3 separate regions of the Homo sapiens genome follow, and all the other regions are linked to region 3. A link is a loop called in an ENCODE intact Hi-C map of the cell type or tissue named here. Cell type or tissue: MCF 10A. All regions are shown on one strand.

Region 1 (2,500 bases), 790 kb after region 3:
GATATAACTTTGGAAAGAACAGCTCCTAGCATGCTGTTGGGCCCTGGAAGACATGGCATATCTGACCACGGGACACCAAGTATCAGCCATTCATGATGAGCCAGGTCCTGTCACACCCACAAAGCCACACAGCTGGGCAAGTGCAGCAGTAATTGATGGAAAGATGGAAACGGTATATCCTCATCAAGGGCATAGCAAGCTATGCAAGCAGGTAGCTCAGACCCCATATTATTCATCATTATTGCATCAGTGCCTCTCTTGAGCTCACACCTATGGCCACATGGGAGGTCCCTTATGACCAGCCCATGGAGGAGGAAAATACCCAAGATTAAATCAGTAAGTCAGAGTATCATTGACCCATAAGTCAGCTGAGTTTGAGGATACAAGCCAAAAATAGCCAGTGACCGCAGTACTGCCTCATTCAGGAGCTGGCCTTGAATGACAGTGGAGAGAAGAAATCCAGGGGACAGAGCTTTGGACTATGCACACTACATACTGAAGGGGAATTGGAAATTGCTAGTATGTAAATATTATTAGCTTCACACACTTTGATTGAACTTGGGTAGACAACAATATCCCCAAATCTAGCTGAGCCTTAGAATCAACTGAGAAGCTGTTGAAGAATGTGCATACCTAAGCCCTACCCCAAAGTGACTCAAATAGATGCTCCAGGTATAGAGCTCAGAAACTGACATCTTAAATAAGATCCTTAAGTGATTCTGATTTTGCTGGTCCTTGGACTGGTACTAGGAAACATTTGTCTAAGCGATTAGCAATGCCATAACAAAAACAAAAACATTAATAATAAACGCAAACACATATAACATTATGTGCTTAATATATACTTACCTTTAAATTCTCACAACCACTCCAGGAGGTATGTATTATTATTAATCCCATTGCAGATGAGAAAATTGAAGTTAAGTGACTTACCCAAGGTTACAGAGTAAGTGAATGACAGAGCCAGTGTTTTAAATTAGTCTTACTCTAGAGTCTTTCTGCTTAACCATAATGCCATAGTGGAAAAGGCAGTCAATAAAGGAGAAGGGAGCTGAAAAATCTGTAATCCAAAAAGCACATACAGTATATAGGGCCAATTTCTGCATTTACCTAAAATGAAGACAAAGTGTTTTTCCAAATAATTTAACTTCAACAGCTGAATCTGTTTACAATAGCATGTGAGCACCACCTAGTGGCTCTGTAGGGCTGCTTGAATAGTAAGTGCTCTCTAAGTACAATCAGCTCAACAGAAAAGTTATTAAAATTTAGTAGATGCAAGTTTCCAATTCCAGAAAGACAAATTCTATGACTTCAAAAATGTTTAAAAACATAGTGAGACTATACAAATTAGGGAAAAGATCAAAACAGGTGAAGTCAAAAATAGCAATAGAACTGATTACATATTAAGGTTTGTTTTTTTTAGTGAAAATACAATAAAACATGAAAGACAAAAAGCCATATGCAAATCATTTTTAAGTTTAAATTCTGATAATGAATTTACTTCAGGTATACACTAAAAACTTTTTTTTTTTTTTTTAGATAGGGTCTCGCTCTGTTGCCCAGGCTGGAGTCTAGTGGCGCAATCTTGATTCACTGCAACCTCTAAAGTGATTCTTGTGCCTCAGCCTCCCGAGTAGCTGGGACTGCAGATGTGCACCACCATGCCCAGCTAATTTTTTTTTTTTTTTTTTTGTAGAGATGGGGTTTCACCAAGTTGCCCAGGCTGGTCTCAAACTCCCGGGCTAAAGTAATCCACCTGCCCCAGCCTCCCAAGGTGCTGGTAAAAACCTTTTGACTCATCACCTTTTCTAGGAGTGATCCTAATTCAGCATCTTCTTCCTGCCCAGGCATTAAGACACCATCTGCTCCTGCCTCTCTCCCAGGAGACCTCAAAGCAACCTAACGAGATAAAAAGGGCTGGAGATTTACAGGTCCACTTCCTGTCTTCTCTTCTTCTCTGATGTCTGTGAGGTTCATTTTCTCTCAAGATCTATTGAATCCAAATATACAGAGCCAAGGCAGGGCAACCTCAGTGACAGGCAGCATCAGTTCTGAGTACACACCATGGGGGCCAATCTGGGAGGTGAGAAGCAAAGGCTGGAAAGAAAGTAGCAAGGTCCAGGAGCAAGAGACGATGTTGAGGTCCCAAGAATCTAATTCAGAGCCAACGCCAGGACACAGCAGAGTGAGAAGACAGAGTGTGGTTCCATGAACAGAGCCTGGCCTCCATAGCCTCTGGTGAGGTGATCTTTCCAGGGCCTAGAAAGCATCAGCATTTCCTGGGTTTTTTTTGTTTTTTTTTTTTTTGAGACAGGGTCTCACTCTGTCTCCCAGGCTGGAGTACAGTGGCGCAGTCTCAGCTCACTACAGCCTCTCCCTCCTGAGTTCAAGCCATTCTACTGCCTCAGCCTCTCAAGTGGCTGGGACCACAGAGACACCCCACCATGTCTGGCTAATTTTTGTATTTTTAGTAGAGACAGGGTTTTGCCATGTTGGCCAG
Region 2 (2,500 bases), 570 kb after region 3:
CTTTATTATATTGCTCAGATAGGATCAGAATTAAAATGGAATATTTTGAGAAATGGATCTCCTGTGTCTTTGTAGCCACAAAATTTGAAGTTGAACCACTCAAGTACCCAGCAAGTGGCAGACATACCATGAGCAATAGAGTTAATACAATGATTATCTCAGATTGTGTTGTTGTTTAAAGATTCAGGAGACAAGTCCAGCTCCCCTTCCTGAGAATGAATGCAGCCTACAGGAATGAGGAACTGTGAACTTCCGGGGTATATAGTAATGGGTATATACACAGTGTACATAATAACAGCCAAATACAATGAGTTCATAACTTTTGCTTCTCACTTGTGACCCTATAGGTCAATATTTATATTTTATTTGTTTATGAATTTATTTATTACAGCATAAAAAAGTCTATCTTATTAAGCATATGCCTTAAAATGATGAATGAAGGAAAAACATAATTAATGATGGAAAAGAGAAAAGTTGTTGAGACACGTAATCTTTTGCAAGTTGAACGGGAAGAGCAAACACACGTCTGGCACTGGGATTGGCGATGGGCTTCAAGTCCGAAGCATTTTCATACTTATTCATAGGTGACCAGACCATGTGCAGAACAGAAAGACGAAGCATTAGGAGGTTCATCATCTCTGCAGCCCCATGGAAAGCGGTTACCTCTATTTCACAGATCATTGAAAACAAATCAGATCCCAGTATGGCTTAAGAACCTTGGTTTTGCTTTCACTAAAATTTCTCATACATGGTAATAAAAAGTATTTCAGAAAAAGCTCTTTCTAGACTACCTATAAAAAAGGGCTTATTTTACTACCACTGGTGCTCTCTACACTTAAAAGTTTCCCAATCACATAAGGCACAAAGTTAGGACAACATTGAAAAAGATAGTTATGTAAGCTTCACTGCGGGCAAAATAAACTTCACTTCGGGCACAATAAGCTTCACTTCAAATCAGAGACGGAAGAAAGACCCAAAGCCAGGGAAATAATTTCACCCTTGCTTAATATGCTTTTCAGATTAATCTCAGAATGACACCAAAAGGCCAAGATAAGAAATGCAGGCAGTGAATACAAGCAAAGAGCATTTAATATTAGAAGCTTACATATTGCGTAAGTGATAAAATAGTATGTATTAACAATGTTCTCAATCACCTTAATTTTTCATCATTTTGCTTGTTTGTTTAAGAACTTTCAGTTTCAAACAGAAATAAAATTAGTTTTCTCCCTTGAAAATAGGATATTCATTGCCTGGCCTGATTTTGACATCAATGTTGTAAGTAATTTGGACAACAAACATCCTCAAACACACAGTCGCTTACTAAGTACCTGTGCCACACCAGACATTGTGCTCGATGTTAGGAATTCAAAGAGGAATAAACAGGGCCTATGCCCGTGAGAGCCTGAATTCTGATAGAGACATTTTTTCCCAAGATAAAAAAAAATGAATACGTGACTTAGTTTTTTTTTTTTAATAGGCTCTGAAAATTGGATTTTTTTCCCAAATTTTCTGCAAAATGGAAACCCAGGGAAAAATGAAGACAAGGTTTTATTCAGCAGGTTAATTACATCTTATAACTATGGTAGAAGCTTCCAATTTCCCTACTGGGGTTGGTAGAAAATACACATCAAAATCTCTTACGTCCATGTATGTTCTTTAGGTTACCTCTCACTTTAGTTACTTGGTTTCTTGAAAATCCTTCAACCAGAACAATGAAATGGTCTTAAGTCTGTGTTTGATTGGGCCTTGATGGGGCAATGGAGCCCAAGGCCAAGAGCATCTGCAAAAAAGTGAAAAATGGGATCCTCATAGCCCAGCCTAGATCCCAAAGACAGAAGATCAGCTGTGGATTGAGGACCAAGCCTCCACTGATAATACAGCAGGTTCCTTGGCCCATCCTGTCCTTAACACTAAAGACAGAGTGTGAAGAACCAAATAACGTTGCAGGTATATTCCACAAACTGTTCTCTTTCACACAAATTATTCCAGGGAAAGCTCCCTACCTCAATTTATGACACTGATATAACCTAGGAACCAAAACAAGGACATTAAAAGAAAAATTTACTATAGGCTAATAATCAATCTATCTTATGACTAGAAATGCAAAAATCCTAAATAAAATATTGGTAACCTAAATCCATAAGACTTAAATAAATACATGATGGCCATGTATGATTTATCTCAGCAATACAGGATTAGGTTAACATTAGAAAAATCTCCAAATATAATTCACAGCCCATTACAGGAGAAAAGCTATATGATCACCACAATAGATGCAAAAAAAGCACAAAGGCAAAATTCAACGTCTTGCATGGTAACAAAACAAGTATCCTAAACAAGTTAAGAATGGAAAGAATTCACTTAATATGATGGATGGAATCTATCCAAATTATACAAAATAGTCAAGAATTAGAAGCATTCTCCTAAAGGCAACAAAGCAAGTCAGGAACAAAACGAGAATGCCTACTCTAGCTTCTTCTATTTAACATTGTACCAGAAG
Region 3 (2,500 bases):
ACACACACACACACACACACACACACACACACACACACAAATTAGGAAGCTAAAGGAAAACAAAGCAGAGAGAATTTCTGTATTTGGGACAAAGCAGTGGTTACTCTGCAGATGTTTATTTGTATTGTCACTTGGGAAAGCTCCCTGTATTGCCTTTCTCTAGTTCAATTCAAATCAATAGGCTAATTTACACCTGTAGGTAAAACTACACTTTGAGCACATGAGGATGCCACAATAGAAGGGGAACCAGGAGGAGACACTTCTCCTGGGGCTGACTAATGAATATTATATAGCGCGTCCTCTACCTTAGAAAGACATGCCTGTTTGAAGATGCTAAAAACAGGATAATTTTGTAAGTGGGCAAACCACTGTGGTCACACGTATTTCATTTTCCGGCCCCACTGGCTTTACCTGCTGACAACTAAAACGTCATTTTGTTTTGTAGTTCCAAGATGAAGAAAGGCTTATTTTCCTGATTTACTACCTTATTCATTTGGCTCTGCTCTGCCTACATCCGCCATAGCACTCTGCGCACGTGAAATTTCGACACATAGGGTCAAGAGAACCTGTGTGATGATGGGTTGTAAATGCCAGTCCTGGATTCTAAGCTGCAGTAGCCAGCACAGGCACTTCAGAAAGGCTGAACTCCCACAACACTCCCTCGGTTTTCCCTCATCCACTTAATTTCACACACACAAAGACCCACAACGATAGTAGCTTCCATGGCACAAGTCTTTCAAAAGGAACAGACACAATTTTTACTTACTCCTGTTTTGACTAAAGCAGGAATTGAAACTCAACAGACCGCTTTCTCTTACACTTGTGAGAAGTTAGCTGGCCACATGTTGACACTGCTAACATCTAAAAAAGAATAATAGTGCTACATCTCTTTTATGAGGCTCGTGAATCTTTAAATGTGATGCGTGTTTCATATTGCTTCTCAGTGCAAATCCCCTGTGAACATAATGAACATAATGGGCCTGTGTTGTTACCCTCCCTAATAAAGTCAAGCCTGAGTTGAACCCCAAACCAGGTTCATTTTTCTCTCCCACACTTAATATTCCCTGGAAGGGCCCTAAGAGCCGAGGGCTGTAATGTGCAGCTGCCACTGCAGAGTCGACTCACACTTAATAATGACTTAGCAATTCAAGGGGCCATACAGAATATCCTTGGGAGATTTAATTTTAGAAACTCCCCAGATGCTTTTAGCCTTAGGTGTCCAGATGCTTAGGAGAAGGGTTTGGATGAGGCAGTGAACGGCCTGAATTCTCAACTTTTCTCTTTGGGCCTAGCTCTAGCCAGATATCTATTTCTTCCAGTGGGGTCTTTGTAGGACAGGTTAGAGTGTAAAGACACTCTAAGGCTGGGGCTCGTTGAAGCCTCACTATACGCTGTCATCTTCGGGACTGAGGTTTCAACAGGGCACCAGGGGGCAGAATACAAAGGCCTGCACGCTGGCCCTGCACGGCCTTCCTGGGCGGGGTTAACAGCCACGGCAGCCGCAGCATAACTTCGCAGCTTGGTGAGGCAACAGTTGGAGCTTTTCTGGGCACCCTCCAGGTCATGACAATAAGTAAAGCCTCAGCCAGCTGCTGGTGAACTTGGCCTTACCACTTCCCTAGGAGCCCAAGACAAAAGGGCACGTCTGTCATCAATGAACCGCCTGGAGAAATACTTAATCCTAACTTAACTAGAACGGTTTAGGACTCTTTAAGTTTGTGTATTGACCCACACCCTCTGTCCTAGTTCCTGCAAGTGACTCAGACCCTGGGTTTCTGGCTTGGGGATTGTACCCAAGAGTCTGCAGTGGACTGTGGCTTTGCCAAGGAATTGGATGACAGTTTTCATTCTCGCTCATATTGGCTGCAGCTTCTAAATGCCACCATGGGTGGGGGGGCGGGGTGGGGAGAAAATGCTCAGGTGTCTTTTTTAATGGCCCTATGAAAATACTAGAAAGGGTTGACAGATGTTTACCTGCATAACCCTGTAATTAATGTATAGACTTCTGTGTGCAGTCCAATCCAATCAAAGCACCCTCTGTTAGGGATATTCATTACATGATTGCCGCATGCTATCTCTGAACTCCACATGTCTATTATAAAGTAGATTCTCTGGCCAGAAAATGGAGGCAGAGATGGACCACCCAAATTGGATGGAGTCTAAAATCCCAGGAGGACAATGCTACTGAATTTTCTCTATGTAGCGTGGATTTTCCTTATTTTCTAAATCTGTTTTCTAACAGATGTCCTATCCAGAAACTTCCATGCTATGCTGACAGTGAGGTCAGGGATGATTTTTAAATTGGGACGTAGACATCAAAGCTTCATGGGATGACTATAACCTGCTTTTGGCAAATCCAATGGTTTGAGACAGCTAGGGAGCCCTAGAAGCCCAGCTATTAAAGATGTTCTTTCCTGGACACTCATGATGGTGCCCACACAGGACACATCTCTCTTCCGCACAGGCCTCTCACTTCTTTAGATAAAGGTGCAATTCAAAT

What was found. Peaks named below come from ENCODE experiments on the same cell type or tissue, not always from the same donor. Only the 100,000 strongest peaks of a DNase experiment are listed, where the experiment ranks them.
Region 1: a loop joins it to region 3, with 12 times the contacts of the local background. A loop is called at or near these places in 21 of 110 quality-filtered maps.
Region 2: a loop joins it to region 3, with 11 times the contacts of the local background. A loop is called at or near these places in 9 of 110 quality-filtered maps.

What each region holds. Positions count from the first base shown.
Region 1 is chr21:35,839,202-35,841,701 of GRCh38, forward strand. No RefSeq gene overlaps it. Among named protein-coding and RNA genes, the nearest start is that of MIR802, 120 kb to the left of the region's middle. In MCF 10A, a CTCF peak has its summit at 1,199 (motif pointing left); a DNase peak (open chromatin) is centred at 1,190.
Region 2 is chr21:35,615,302-35,617,801 of GRCh38, forward strand. No RefSeq gene overlaps it. Among named protein-coding and RNA genes, the nearest start is that of MIR802, 100 kb to the right of the region's middle. In MCF 10A, a CTCF peak has its summit at 1,026; no DNase peak of the experiment used is centred here.
Region 3 is chr21:35,049,988-35,052,487 of GRCh38, forward strand. No RefSeq gene overlaps it. Among named protein-coding and RNA genes, the nearest start is that of RUNX1, 1.9 kb to the left of the region's middle. In MCF 10A, a CTCF peak has its summit at 1,419 (motif pointing right); a DNase peak (open chromatin) is centred at 1,504.